2 separate regions of the Homo sapiens genome follow, and region 1 is linked to region 2. A link is a loop called in an ENCODE intact Hi-C map of the cell type or tissue named here. Cell type or tissue: heart left ventricle. All regions are shown on one strand.

Evidence for each region. Hi-C counts contacts between places; a loop is a spot of excess contacts. Peaks named below come from ENCODE experiments on the same cell type or tissue, not always from the same donor. Only the 100,000 strongest peaks of a DNase experiment are listed, where the experiment ranks them.
Region 1: it touches region 2 in a loop (2.7-fold over the local background); 1 of 110 quality-filtered maps calls a loop at or near these places.

Annotation. Positions count from the first base shown.
Region 1 is chr4:150,779,336-150,787,335 of GRCh38, reverse strand. The region is part of intron 34 of LRBA (LPS responsive beige-like anchor protein); the gene reads left to right. Among named protein-coding and RNA genes, the nearest start is that of MAB21L2, 200 kb to the right of the region's middle. In heart left ventricle, no CTCF peak of the experiment used is centred here; no DNase peak of the experiment used is centred here.
Region 2 is chr4:150,718,872-150,726,871 of GRCh38, reverse strand. All of the region lies in intron 36 of LRBA (LPS responsive beige-like anchor protein), which reads left to right. It also overlaps the pseudogene ZBTB8OSP1. Among named protein-coding and RNA genes, the nearest start is that of MAB21L2, 140 kb to the right of the region's middle. RefSeq lists a silencer at 3,621-3,915. In heart left ventricle, a CTCF peak has its summit at 3,869; a DNase peak (open chromatin) is centred at 3,741; H3K27ac peaks cover 1,067 bases.

The sequences.
Region 1 (8,000 bases), 60 kb before region 2:
TTTTAAAAAAGGATCTTATTAGGCAGTGCATGTAAAACTATGCAGTACTGTTTACAGAGCAAAGTAGGTTGTAAATTAAAGTTACTGAATTCTGAATCAGTGTTTTTTTTTTTTTTGAGATGGAGTCTGTCTGTGTCACCCACGCTGGAGTGCAGTGGCGCAATCTTGGCTCCCTGCAACCTCCGCGGTGATCTTCCCGCCTCAGCCTCCCCAGTAGCTGGGATTACAGGCACCCACCATCATGCCTGGCGACTTTTTTTTATTTTTGTAAAGACAAGGTTTCACCATGTTGGCCAGGCTGGTCTTGAACTCTCTACTTCAGGTGATTTGCTCACCTTTGCCTCCCAAAGTGCTGGGATTAGAGGCGTCAGCCACCACACCTGGCCGAATCTGAGTATTTTTTAACAGCACTCAAAATCCTCTTCATTTATTCGGTATTTCCAATGTAATTGCCCAATAGGTTCTTCTTGCCTGCTGCCAAGGTAGAGCCAATTTATGAATACTGGGGAATTGCAATAGGGAAAAAGTTTAATACACATACAGCTGGCTAAATAGAAGACTGTGGAGTTTTATTAGTACTCAGATCAGCCTCCCTAAAAATTTGGAGACTAGGGTTTTTTAAACATATTTTTTTGGTCAGAGTGCTGCTGATAGTTTGGGGATAAAATCATTGGATGGTGGAAAATGGTCCTCTTTTGCTGAGTCCACTTCTGGGTGAGGGCTACAGGACCCTTGAGTCATGAATCTTGAGTCTGGCTGGAGTGATCTGGTCATCAGAAATACAAAAGTCTAGGCCAGGAGCAGTGGCTCATGCCTGTAATCTCAGCACTTTGGGAGGCTGAGCTGGGTGGATCATCTGAGGTCAGGAGTTTGAGACCAGCCTGGACAACATGGCAAAACCCCGTCTCTACTAAAAATGCAAAAATTAGCTGGGCGTGGTGGCGGGTGCCTGTAGTCCCAGCTGCTCGGGAGGCTGAGGCAGGAGAATAGCTTGAACCCAGGAGGCGGAACTTGCGGTGAGCTGAGATCATGCCATTGGCACTCCAGCCCAGGCGACTCCATCTCAAAAAAAAAAAAAAAAGAAATGCAAAATGCAAAAGTCTTAAAAGACATCTCAAAAGGTGGCCAACCTTAGGGTCTACAACAGTGATGTTATTTACGGGAGTAATTAGGGAAGTTGCAAATGTTGTGACCTCTGGAACAATGGCTGATAACTATGCCTACATCTTAACAGAATTCAGGCACTTCTCATCCTCCTAACCTGGTGGAGCTAGACGAGGTCTCATAGATTAGCCATTTCTGGCCTTCATTTCCATGTAGACAAGGATAATGGATAACATTCACTTTTTCAATAGGCTCCCAAAGATGATTCCGTGGTTTTTATGTGCTAGCTATTAATGACTGCCCTTTCTGGGATACTAAACAAAATGTACCAAAATACAAGTAACACTGATGTCGTGTTACTTGTATTACTACTCTAATTGTTTTTAAGTGCCCCTTTTGTCAACTTTAGTGCTTTTTGTTTATACTATGTTACTTTCAACGTACCTCCTGTTTTACCGTAGTTGAGAAATACTTTTATAGTAGTTAATCTAGTTCTGTGATAATCCACCTTTTTTTTCTGGTCAAGTACATTATTATCATTAACAGTTGTTCATTATGATGATTCCTGAGTCCTAGTAGAATTTGAAACCTCCTTTGCAAAATTATAACTAAGGAAATTATGACACTGAAATATATCAGACCTAACCAACTCCATCTTGCTTTTAACCTCCAAGCTGTCCTTGTTCATTCCTAGGCGTAGGCCAAACTAGCCTTGACAAGGAATTTCATTTATAGTTTAAATAGTAGCCCTTCCCAAAAGCTAGACTGTTCTTGTAAAATGAATGAAAGGCCACCAGCCACCAAGTTAGGATGAGAGGGGCTGGAATTCTAAATATTACCAGACATTTTTCCAGAGGTCATAAGATTGCAACTTCTCCAAATACTCTCGAAAATAACATCACTACTGTGAACCTATGATTGGCCTTTAAGATGTCTTTTCGGGTTTTTGCATTTCTGACAACCAGATGGCCCCACCTGAACTTGCCAACCAGTTCTGTCCCCACGCCCCCGCCCCGAACTAACTCAGCATAAGAGGACAACTTTGACTCCCTATGATTTCATCCCCAATCCAAACAATCAGCACTCCTGACTAACTGGCCTCCTCCCCACCAAATTATCCTGAAAAACAAACCCCCAGGTTTTGGGGAGACTGATTTGAGTGATAATAAAACTCTTATCTCACGCACAGCAGGTTCTGCATGAACGATTTTTTCTCTATTGCAATTTCCCTGTCTTGATAAATCGGCTCTGTCTAGGCAGCGGGCAAGGTGAGCCCATTGGGTGGTTACAAATTGGGGAGAAATAAAAGGAAATATCATTTTCAAAAGCCCTCTGTAAAGAATCAGATTCTGGCTAAGAGTGTAGATCTTAAATGTTCTCACTGATATGACTCCGATGAGTGGAGGAACACCAGGGTTCTTGATCCTCATGCCAGTTTAGATAAAATGACACTGACACACGTGGAGTGGTTTTAAGGAGCAGAGAGTTTAATAGGCAAGATAGAAAGGGGAAAGAAAGAAGGAAGGAGCTCCCCTGTACAGAGACAGAGGGAGCGGGGCTCCAAAGCCAAGAGAGGGAACCCCAAATGCAGTGGATACCAGTCAGGTATATGTAGAGGCTGGAGGAGGTGGTGTCTGATTTGCATAGGGCTCAGGGGATTGGTTTGACCAGGCATGTCATTCACGTAGGGCAAAAAGGCTGGGCCTCCCACCCTAGCCTTTTAATATGCAAATACAGGGCACCATGATGTTCTACACACATGGGGATATGTGGGGGCAGCTGTGTTGCCAGGATCATGTGGGGCAAGGGCAAAAAGGCAGCGATAATCACCAAGTTTGGGTGGACCCAGTTTCAAATGGCCTAAATTTGCATATCAAAGGTTGCCATCAGGCTCAAAGAGCCAGGACTTTTACAAGAAACGTTTCTGAAGCAGCTTTAAAAATGAAAACTTCCCGAGGACCCCTTTTCCTCTCTATCTGCCTAAAATAATTTCTTAATAACTCCTACAGCATCACCACAAAGTGATAAGTATATGAGGCTATAGATATGTTAATTAGCTTGATTTAATTATTTTACAATTTATGCACGTATCAAATCACCTTGGATATATAAATATATACAATTTCTTTTTCTCAGTTATACCTTAATAAAACTTGGGCAGAGAGTGAGATAAAAGAATTAGATTCTGGTCCAATTTATTCCTGAATTAGTGAAATGCCCTTTTTCCTTTCTCCTGATTTTATCTCTGAGTACATACTAACAAATTTACTTTCCTAGTAGAGTGTCTTTATATTTTCTTTCCAGGAGAAGCTGTAGTTGTTTACTGTTTTGTCAAATTCAAACTTCTCTGCCTTATTTTCAAGGCCTCTTAATAGCTGTTTTATTTTCATTTATACTTATTTCCATGCTGACTTACAAATAGTATCCATATATGAGACATATGTGTTAAGCATATCACACTATCTTCTAGGTAGTTAACCAGAAACCCCAAACTGTGTGACCCTAAATCTGTTCCCCACATTCTCCTGACACTTTCTCTTCCACAGTGGGCTTTTATAGATAGTGAGTGTGAAACTGTTTACCAAGGTCCTGAATACTGGATACAACACAGTGCATTCTTTTTGGTAGTAATTATTTATTTCTGTAAATTCTTCATTTAGAAGCTCAGATTATAATTAGGCATTTAATTGAAACATCAGTACTGCCTTGTTTGCTGGCTGGCTTGTCAGTTTATTCTTGTTGCAGTGTATCAGATACTACAAAATTGAAGTTAAATTTAATTTTGGTTTCTTTTTATTTCTTTTTCTCAGAAAAGCTTACCTATTTCTTTACTTGAGAGCACTTAGAAAGTTGCTTGATCTTTCAGACTTGTCTTGTATTTCTATCCATTGGAACGGTACGCTATTATCCTATAATTGTTTGTGAAGTGCTACTAATTCGTGAGAACAGGATTCTATTTGCTAGTATTGTAAGTTAAAAAGGGAAAAAGAAGTTGGTTAGGGGCAGTGAGAAAGTAAAATAATGAGGGAGAACTTTTAAGAAGCTTTCTGTTGCTTAACCAGTCTCCTTAGCAAATCTGGACTGCTGCCTTAAGTACTCTGGCATTAGGCAGTTAGATTGCTCGGTGTGATATCAGCTTGTCACAAGAAGCTCAGCTGCCCACCTTTCAGTTTATTGCAGCCTGATAGGCTTTATACTTAACAAATTAAGCTGAATTTCTGACATTGAAAACAAAACCAGTCACAATGCAGTCATTATTAGAACCAACACTTGGAGCATAAGGTGACTTGATTTGTTTAATTTTTTTTTCCAGTTCTTGCCACACAGCACTAAATTTAAAAAAAAAAGTTTTTGTTTCCTTTGCATATTTTGAATTTGCACTTGCTGGTAAGGTTCACTTTTCGTCTGCTTGCTCTTTCTGTTCTCATTTGGTTTCTTCAGCGTGATTGACTGAGACATGGCTCCCCAACAAATAGCCATGACAAATCCCTGGAACCTGTGAATGTTAGTTTATTTGGAAAAATGTCTTTCCAGATCTTATTAAGATAAAGATTTTGAGATGAAAAGATAATTTTGGATTATGTGGGTACACCCTAAATGTTATCGTATGTATCATTATTAGAGATCGTTAGTGGGAGGCTACAGACAGAGAAATGGAGGACAAGGCAATGTGAAAATGGAGCAGAGAGACCCTGTTTTCTTTGGCCACAAGCCAAGGAATGCTGACAGCCACCAGAAGCTGGAAGAAGCAAGGAACAGAGTCTCCCCTGGAGTCTCCAGAAGGAGAATGGCTCTACTGATACTTTTATTTTGGCTCAGTAAAACTGATTTCAGACTTCTGGCCTTTAGAATTATGAGAAAACAAATTTATAGTACTTTAAGCCACCAAGTTTGTGGCAATTTGTTACAGCAGCTACAAGAAACTAATATATCCAGTAATGCTTTGAAAGTCTCTGAGTATTCTTAATGAAGTGTTTCTCCCTCTTTCAGTAACAGTGTTAAGTTATGATTTATTTAACAAGCAAGACCAGGTGCAGTGGCTCACGCCTGAAATCCCAGCACTTTGGGAGGCTGAGGTGGGAGAATTGCTTGAGTCCAGGAGTTTGAGACCAGCCTGGGCAACATGGTAAAACCCTGTTTCTACAAAATATGCAAAAATTAGCTGGGCACGATGGTGTGCACCTGCAGTCCTAGCTACTGGGATGCTGAGATGGGAGGATCGCTTGAACCCAGGGGGGTCAAGGCTGCAGTGAATTGTGATAGCACCGCTGCATTTCAGTGAGTGACAGAACAAGACCCTGTTCTCAAAAAAATTAAAAAAATAAAAACAAGTATTCAAATGTTTGTTGTATGGAAAATTGAATTAGGCACTGTTGAGGACTTAAGGAGGGTAGAGGTCCCTACTTTTAAAGTAGGAGGGTTGAGGAGACAGATTTGTGATGATTTTGACTCAGAAAAAAAGGTGCAAAATAAATTAATATTGTATTGATTTCTAATGGAGGTGAAATTAATAGGAATAAAATACCACTAGAGAGATGCACTGTTGATTGTTTATCAGTCCTGTTTTATTTCTGGGGCAAAACCAAGTTATCAAGTATTTCATCATTTATTATTTCAGTTATGTTGTAGATCAAACAATGGTTTAAAACAGACGTCCCCAACTCCTGGGCCACAGTACCAGTCTGTGGACTGTTAGAAACCAGGCCATGCAGGAGGTGAGCGGCAGGTGAGCCAGCCAAGCTTCATCTGTATTTATAGCCGCTCCCTATCACTGGCATTACTGCCTGAGCTCCGCCTCCTGTCAGATCAGCAGCGGCATTAGAATCTCATCAGAGCATGAACCCTGTTGTGAACTGTGCGTGCAGCTGATCTAAGTTGTGTGCTCCTTATGAGAATCTAATGCCTGATAATCTGTCACTGTCTCCCATCACCCCCAGATGGGACTGTCTAGTTGCAGGAAAACAAGCTGAGTGCTCCCACTGATTCTACATTATGGTTCATTATATAATTATTTTGCTACATAGTACAATGTAGTAATAAAAATAAAATGCACGGCCGGGCGTGGTGGCTCACGCCTGTAATCCCAGCACTCTGGGAGGCCGAGGCAGGCGGATCATGAGGTCAGGAGATCGAGACCATCCTGGCTAACATGGCGAAACCCTGTCTCTACTAAAAATACAAAAAATTAGCCAGGCGTGGTGGTGGGCGCCTGTAGTCCCAGCTACTCGAGAGGCTGAGGCAGGAAAATGGCATGAACCCGGGAGGTGAAGCTTGCAGTGAGCCGAGCTGGTGCCACTGCACTCCAGCCTGGGTGACAGAGCGAGACTCCGTCTCAAAATAAATAAATAAATAAATAAAATAAAATGCACGATAAATGTAATGTGCTTGAATCATCCTGAAACCATTCCCCCCCCTCACCCCCTTGTCTGTGGAAAAATTGTCTTCCATGAAACTGGTCCCTGGTGCCAAAAAGGTTGGGGACTGCTGGCTTATATCATGATGTTTATGCATAATATGTATTAGGACTTTGTATTATACTTGGTATGCATATATATATATACACACACACACGTATATATATACACATATATATATATATACGTGTATATATATGTATATATATATAGTTGGTATCAGCTATTGTCTCATTGAGAACATTGATAAATATTTGATAAGAGTTACTGAGTCGTTCTGGATTGAAAGGTCTTATTTCTGTACACCAGGAAAGTCATTAAGCATACTATGACTGGCTTTAGGTTGTGACTCTTGACAACCATAAGAAGTTACTGTAACATAAAGTGTATATGTCTTTGCTAATATATGTTTAAATTCAGAGACCAAAGCTTTATAGGTAGATGTATTATGAGGTTTGGAAAATTTAAATTCTGTAGATATCACCATTTCATAGCATAAACATAAGATACCTTATTTGCTCCTACTGAATGCTAAAATGAATGCTGTGTTATTTTACAGTTATTTATGTTTTATTTGGAGTTAAACTTTGAGCACTGAAATTAAAATCTCATTTTCATATTAACCATAAAAACTTATTCCATGAATACATAGTGCCAGTTTACAGTGGTTGTTATTCAGAGTAGAAGGCCCCAAATGGTTAAACAGCAGGAAAGTTTTCTGCTTTTACTTAAAAACTGCTGTTTTCTATATGGCTTATTTACCACATGTTTAATTCTTAATGTTGTGTGCTGTGGGATTGAGCATGCAGAAGTCAGCAGAAAGAGTTCTGGTTTTTACATCTAGAGCTTTTACTTGCTGTACAATAATAAAGGCACTATTTTATTGGGTTACTTGTAATTAACTTCACCACTAGGCATTCATATAAATCATTTGTAATCTGTTTTCTTTAGATTTTTATTCTTTTAAACTGGTGTAACATACTTGTTTTCTGTTGTCTTTTTACAAATGGATTGAGGTTGTAATTACTTTTTGGAATTACGCTGTCAGAAACCAACATATATGTGGATTCAAGAAATGATTGAGGCAAGCTAATGAATTTTATATAAGTTTATAAAGATTTGTTACTGAAATAAATATTCAGTAGTAGGATTGTTTTATTGCAAAACTTAATAAATAATGATTTTCTCTCGAGTTAAAAAGTGTCTAGACATTCAAAAAGTTAAAATGGAAGCAATCATTAATTAGAAAATATACTTTTTATGTTTTTCAAAATTCTGACAGTAAATATATGAGATTTCTTTGAACTCCTCCTTATCAACTTAAGTATATTAAAAAAAGTAAACATTAAACCTTCATGTGTTTTCCTGTTTTGCATAATATTATCTAATAAATGCCACTTTATTGACTAATACTTTATATCATTTTATGCTTAAAATTTTTTATGATTATTAGTTTAAAATAAAATAAAAATTAAAATAGAG
Region 2 (8,000 bases):
TTTAGTTGCTCCAGTGTTGGGTGCATGATATGGTTTGGCTCTGTGTCCCCATCCAAATCTCATCTTGAATTGTAATCCCCACGTGTTGAGGGAGGGACCTATGATCCCCATGTGTCAAGGGAGGCAAGTGATTGGATCACTGGGGGGCAGTTTCTTCCATGATGTTCTCGTAATAGTGAGTTCTCATGAGATCTGATGATTTTATAAGTGTTTGGAAATTCCTCCTTCACTCTTCTCTTTCCTGCCAACTTGTGAAGAAGGTGCCAGTTTCCCCTTCGACCATGATTGTAAGTTTCCTGAGGCCTCCCAACCACATGGATCTGTGAGTCAATTAAACCTCTTTCCTTTATAAATTACCCAGTCTTGGGTAGTTCTTTATAGCAGTGTGAAAACGGACTAATACAGTGCATATTTATTTACAATCGTTATATCCTCTTGCTGGATTGACCCCTTTATCACTATATAATGACCGTCTTTGTCTCTTTTTACAATTTTTGTCTTGAAATCTATTTTATCTGATTAAATGTAACTACTCCTGCTCTGTTTTGTTTCACTGACTTGGAATATCTGTTTTCGTCTCTTTATCTTCAGTCTATGTGTAACTTTATAGGTGAAGTGTGTTTCTTACAAGCAACAGATCATTAGGTCTTGTTTTTTAATTCATTCAGCCACTTTATTTCTTTTGATTGGAGAGTTTAGTCCATTTACATTTAATGTTATTATTGATAAGTAGAGACTTACTACTGCCATTTTGTTATTTGCTTTCTGGTTGTTTTGCAGACTTCTCTTCCTTTTTTCTTTCCTTGTCTTCCTTGTAGTGAAGGTGGTTTTCTCTGGTGGTATGATTTAATTTCTTGCTTTTTATATTTTGTGTACCCATTTTATTTGTTTCAGTTTGAGGTTATTACAAGGCTTGCCAACACAATCTTATAACCTGTTATGTAAAACTAATGGCAACTTCACTTCACACTGATTGCATAAAGAAACAAACACACAAAAAGGAACCTAATAAAAACTCTATGCTGTAACTTTGTCTCTCTAGTTTTAAACTTTCTGTTGTTTTTCTTTTTATCTCACTGTACTATCTATGTCTGGAAAAGTTTTTGTAGTTATTATTCATTGGTTCATTATTTAGTCTTTCTACTTGGTTTATTTATACACTCCAATTACAATGTAATACTATCCTGTGCTTTTCTGTGTGCTTACTATTACCAGTGAGATTTGTACCTTCAGATGGTTTCTTCTTGCTCATGAACATCCTTGTCTTTCAGATTGTAGAGCTCCCTTTAGCATTTCTTTTAGGACACGCCTGGTGTTGATGAAATCCTTTAGCGTTTGTTTGACTGGGAAAGTCTTTTTATCTCCTTCATGCTTAAAGGATATTTTCACTGGATATACTATTCTAGAGTAAAAGTGTTTTTCTTTCAGCACTTTAAATATGTCTTGCCACTCTTGTGGCCTGTAAGGTTTCCGCTGAAAAGTCTGCTGCCAGATGTATTGAAGCACCATTGTATGTGATTTCTTTTCTCTTGCTGCATTTAGGATCCTTTCTTTATTCTTGACCTTTAGATTATTAGATGCCCAGAGGTAATCTTCTTTCTGCTTGCTGTTCTATAAGCTTCTTTTACTTGAATTTGATATCTTTCTCAAGGTTGGGAAAGTTCTCTGATTATTCTTTTGAATAGACTTTCTACCCCTCTCTTTTTATCTACCTCTTCTTTAAAGCTATTAACTCTTAGATTTGCCCCTTTGAAGCTGTTTTCTGATTTTGTAGGCATGCTTCATTTTTTCTTATTCCTTTTTCTCTCCTCTATGTATTTTCAAATAGCCTGTCTTCAAGCTCACTACTTCCTTCTTGATCAGTTCTGCTATTAAGAGACTCTGATGACTCTGATGCATTCTTCAGCATGTTATTGCATTTTTCAATTATAGAATTTCTGCTATATGTATGTGTGTGTGTGTGTGTGTATATATATACATATATATATGTATATATATACATATATTTAAATTTATTTTATTTTATTTTTTGAGACAGGGTCTGGCTCTATCACCCAGGCTGCAGTGCAGTGGTGGGATATCAACTCACTGTAAACTCCACCTCCCTACTCATTCTGCTTGATTTAAAAAAAAAATTTAATCCTTTTGTTAAATTTATCTGATAAAATTCTGAATTTCTTCTCTGTGTTATCTTGAATTTCTTTGAGTTGCCTCAAAACAGCTATTTTGAATTAACTATCTTAGTTGTCATATGTCTCTGTTTCGTCAGAATTGGTTCCTGGTGCCTTATTTAGTTCATTGGTGAGGTCATGTTTTCATGGATGATGTTTATACTTGCTAATGTTCTTCAGTGTATGAGCATTGAAGAGTTAGGTATTTATTGTAGTCTTCACAGTCTGGGCTTGTTTGTGACTGTTGTCCTTGGGAAGGCTTTCCAGGTATTTGAAAGGACTTGGACCCCAACCCCAATAAGGCTGTGTTTTTTGCTGACTCGTAGAGGTACCATTTTGGTGGTCTTAGATAAGATGTGGAAGAATTATCTGGATTACCAGCCAGAGGCTCTTGTTCTTTTCCCTTTCTCCCATACAAACAGGGTCTGTCTCTCTTTGCTGAGCCACCTGCAACTGGGGGTGTGGTGATGCAAGTAAGTCTGTGGCCACCACCACTAGGGCTGCACTGGGTTAGACCTGAAACCTGCACAGCACTAGGTCTTGCCCCAGTTTCTTCCCTTCAGGGCCGTGAGTTCCCACAGGCTCCGGGAATGTCCAAAGTGCTGTCTGGGAGCCAGGGACTGGAGTTAAACAGCTTAGCAATTTTCCTGATATTCTATTCTACTGTCATTATGCCTGCACTCAAACCACAATACAAAGTCTTTCCTACTCTTCACTTTCCACAGGCAGAGCTGCCTTTCCCTGTGGCCACCCCCACCACCGGTCCACAGGGGATTCCTTCAGGCCACCACTGATGTTTACTGAGAGCCTAGGGGCTCTTCTGTCAGCTTGTGATGAATGCTGCCAGGCCTGAGACTCGCTCTTTAGGTCAGTGAGCTCCCCTCTGTCCCAAAGCACATCTGGAAATGCTGTCCAAGAGCCTAAGCCTGGACTTTGGGACCCCAAGAGCCAGCTTATTGCTCTACCCCCATGTAGCCGAGCTGGTACATAGGATGCAAGACAAAGTTCCCTTTATTTTTCCCTCTGCTTTTCTGAAACATTAGTAGTATTTCACTGTAGGCACCATAGCTGGGAATATGCTGGGTCACCCCTGAAGCTAGTAAGTCTCAAAGCCCAAGACACATGGTATATTCCCTTCGTTATCACTGCTGGTTATTCAGGGCCCAAGAGTTCTTTAATCTGCAGGTGATGAATCCTACCAGGACTGGATCCTTACCTTCAAGGCACTGGGTTCACTTTTGGTCCAGGTTGTGTCTAGAAATGAAATATCATCTGAGAGCTAAGGCCTGGAACGGGGCCTCATGACTCTGCCTGGTGCCCTATCCTACTGTGGCTGAGCTGGTATCCAAAATGCAAGTCAAAGTCCTCTTTACTCTTTGCTCTCCTCTCATTAAGCAGAAGCAAGGAGTAACTTTCATTGCTATGAGCTTCACTCCCTGGGGTTAGGGCACGGCTAATGCAAGCACTTCCTTAGCCACGCAAGCTGGTGTGTCTCTAGGTCATGTGCCACCCTAGTTCACTGGCCCTGAGCCCAACCCAGCACTAGGAGGAGCCTAGAAATTGCCGTCCTTGTGTCCTAGACTTCCTTTCAAGTTTATCTAGGAACCCAGTGTACTTTAGCCTGCGTGGCGAGGCTTGCCAAGAAACTCATGTTCTGTCCCCTGGGATATGTCATTCCCCTCTGGCTAGGGCTGGTCCTCATGCTCCCTCTATGGAAGGAGCCCAGCATAGCTTTATTCTTTGCTCTGACAGGGCAGCACTGAGACCAATGTAAAGTTCTCCAGTCGTTGAGCTCTCCTTCCCCAAAGTGCAGTTTCTGTCTGCAGTGCATGGCCACTGCTGGGCGATGGGGCAGAGGTGGCATCAGTGATTCAAGTCTGTCTCTCCTGCCCCCCTCAATGCCTCTTTCCATGATATGAAGTTAAAAACAAGTACTGTGATCGCTCACCTGATTTTTGGTTCTAGTGATGGTGCTTTGCTATGTGCAGATAGTTGTTAAAATTTGGTGTTGCAGCAGGGTGGACAAACGGGATAGGCCTCTATTCTGCCATCGTGCTCTGCCCTCCTCTGATGTTGATTTTTATGTTACATATGTCAATTCACACTCTCTTATGGAGGCTGAGGATATTAGTCACTTGTATGTTCCTTTTATTTTCTCTCCCCTCACCTCCTAATTTTTAGTTATATTTTAATTTTCATATTGTCTAAATTTATAACATTCATGTTTATAATCACATTTCTTATAGTACTTGAGTATTTGTTCTTTATTTAAGTGAATTCAATACTCACTCTTCATTTTCCCCAACTTTATTAGTTGGAACTTAATTTCCAGATTCTTTCTTTTGACTCAGTTCTTAATTGGCTGCATTTCATGGTTATTCTTTTTCCACAAGGGGCTTATATGTGTTGTAAACTTAAAGTTCTTCCATGTTTAAGAATATTTGCCTGCTATCTTTATATTTGAATGGCATTCTGCTTAACTTTATATATTTTTTTCTGGGTGTGGAAATATATTTTCTCAAATTATTTTTTTTTCCAAATTGGATTTAGCACCAGGCTGCTGCTGACATCAGCATTCTGTTCTGAGGGGAGGGTGGAAGGCTTGCATTGCAATGGAAGGGCATGAGGCACTTGCTGCCACAGCAGATGATCAACAAATGAAGGACCATAACTGCCCCGTAGGAATTGAAGAATTCTTTAAAGATTGACTATTTGGGGAACACAGACCAAGGACATGCCCTAATTTTCCATTTTGGAAAGTCACAGTTCAAGTTGTAAATTTCTGGCTGGTCGTGGTGGCTCACACCTATAATTCCAGCACTTTGGGAGGCCAAGGTGGGCGGATCACTTGAGGTCAGGAGTTCGCGACCAGCCTGGCCAACAAGATGAAACCCCATCTCTACCAAAAATACGAAAATTAGCCAGGCGTGAGGTAGCACATGCCTGTAGTCCCAGCTACTCGGGAGGCTGAGTAATGGGAATCGCTTGAATCTGGAAGGCAGAGGCTGCAGTGAGCCAAGATCGTGCCACTGCACTCCAGCCTGGGGGACAGAGCAATACTCTGTCTCAGGAAAAATAAGTAAATAAATAAAGTTATAAGTTTTTGTTCTACAATTTCTGTATTTCATAAGATACTATAGAATTTAATTCACATTGTCTTCCCAAAAGGAAGAGGAAAAAAAAAAAACCCAGTTCTTCTTAGGAGTCTTTTCTTTTTTGGTCTTAAATGTCAATGATCACAAAAACTTCTGGGTTTTCTTTATTATAGACCTGCATTGCTGAATATGTTATAACTTTGACTTCGGTTCCCTGAGGGTGATTGGACAATGAAAATTCTTCTCTCCACCCAATTGATTGTAATTGGAAATGTCTTTGATCAATACAAAGTACTTTCACTTCCCAGGGTATGAAGAATTCATCAGCATTGGACTTATAAAGCCACTCATCTAAAAAGTGAAAAAGAAAAGTAGAAACTTCTTGGGTTTCTACTTCTATTGTTTGGAGAGGCTCCACAGTCCTGGTATCTATCATGTAACCAAATATGGCCATTGCACATTGCTCAAATGCTTCCTCCAGAGTATCTCCCCATGTGTGTAACTGGACATCTGCTGTATGATCCAAATACTCATAATTCCTATTAACTGGAGGATAGTTGGCCTTGATCGCCTTCTGTTCCTCAGTCAAATTGTAATCTCTAACATCTCCCTCTTTCTGTGCCATGACTGCCTTGCTTGACTTAATATTGTTGGGTAACACTTAAATTCCCTTAGAACTTTGCAGACATTGCTTTGTTATCTTCTGACTTTGAATGTTGCTTTCAGAGGACAGTCTGATATTTTCCCTTAATTTCTGATTTGCTTTTTGTGTCTTCTGCCTGTGATTTCTTTGTCCAAAAAATTCTTTAAGAGGAATATGGTTCAGTATTGAACATTATTTATCAAATTATCCTGGGACATAGTTTCTTGTTATAATCAGCAGATTCTGATTTTTCCTTCAGTTCTTAGAAAATTTTTTAGATTATACTTTGAAATACCACTTTCACTTTATTTTGTTTTTTCTTGCTTAGTAACACTTAATAATATGTTAGATATATGTTTGTCTTTCACATCTATTAGTTATTCCTTAGTTGCTTGACTTTCTTTGATCCTTAGCCTTATTTTTCCACCAGTAAGTACATTTTTAATGTTTTATTTTGTCCGGGATATTTATTTGTAATTTATTTATTATGTCTATAAAGCTTATGTTTTGTTCCTAATTTTGTTTATTTAGGACTTCAGCCTCTTTCCTTAGTCACTTTATTTTGAGTTTTATCTTATTTGCATTATGTTTTTGTTATGTTGTTCATTAGAAAAAATAATCATGAATAATTTTCTTTTACTCCTTGAGATACTTTTTCATCAGATGTTTTGTCTTTTCTATATTAACGTTTTATTTTAAATTTATGTATTAACTTATTTGTTGATTGATTGGTGCTATATGTTTGTATAACTACCATACTTTTTTGTTCCATTGTGTTCATTCTTAGAATGCTCTGTGCAGATATTCTGTTGGCTTAGACAACAGGATATCTTAGTGACTTATTTCCCTCTCCATTCTCTGTGTAAAGCTAATATTTCCCTCTCCTGAGCTACAGTTTGATTTTTGTAGAATATCCTATGGCCTATCATGAAGAGGAAGAGCTTATTTGAAATAGGTGAGGAGTCTTTCTTAGAAATCCTCATTTTTTTCTAAGATTTTGTTAAATATTTTCTACCAAGTTCATTCTATCTCATTAGACTATAGACAGTTCTCATGGGAAGATGTGCTTAGGCTTTGAATCATTTCCCTCAGTCATTTAAGAGAGTAGAGTCGAGTTTACTTCTGTTTTAGTGAATCAGCCGCATTTTTCAATTTCTTGCTTCACCAGTATTTGTTCTGTAAGTTTTTCTGGCATCTCCAGGTAGAAGAGGAAAGAGGTAACGTTACCTACTCAGTTTGTTTCTCTCTGTATTTGAAGGCGTTAAGAAAATTATCAGAATTTTGTCAACTTACCAATATTGCTTTGGGGGCATGGGGACATGATTAAGAACTAAGCTTTGTTGCTCCCTCAGTTCTAGAACCAGTTTGTTTTTGTTCCCCTTGGCAACCAATTTTTTAATGTTTGGTGATTTATGGTACATTCCTTACATTGTTTCATTATTTTTAAAAATTATTTTTTGTTATTTATTTATTTTTTGCTAATTTGTTTTTAGGAAATGAGGAAGGAAAAAATATGTAATTGCAATATCAGCCTACCATCCTAACCTGGAATCTATTTCTTAGTGTACTTTCTAATTAATTATGGAGATGCTTTCTTTGTTGTAACTATGGGTTAAGATTGCACTTTTTTTAAATTTGAAATTTAGTGATTGTGGTGGTGGGTAGTGTGTGTTCTTTTGTGTGTGAATGAGAGAGAATGATGGAGTAAACGTGGAATTGGTGTATGAATGAGAGAGAACGAGGAAGGTGGAAATGTGGAATTGAAAATTGAAGAAATGTTTCTAAAACTCTGTTGTGAAAGAGATTAAATTGATTTGATCTGAAAAGTATATATATTTTCAGTTTCGGTGAGGAATGATGGTGCCAACAGTAGCTAATATTTCATGAATCCTTATGCTATTTCAGTAGCTATTAGAGGTATATATAAGTAGCAACTAATTCTTACAACAAACCTCTGAGATAGTACTGATATTATCCCTCATTTTATAAGTTTGAAAATAGCATGAAGTAGAAATAACCTAGAGTTACAACTTGGATCCAGATCCAGGTAATCTGTTTCCCAATTACTAATCTATGAATTTGGTTCAAATT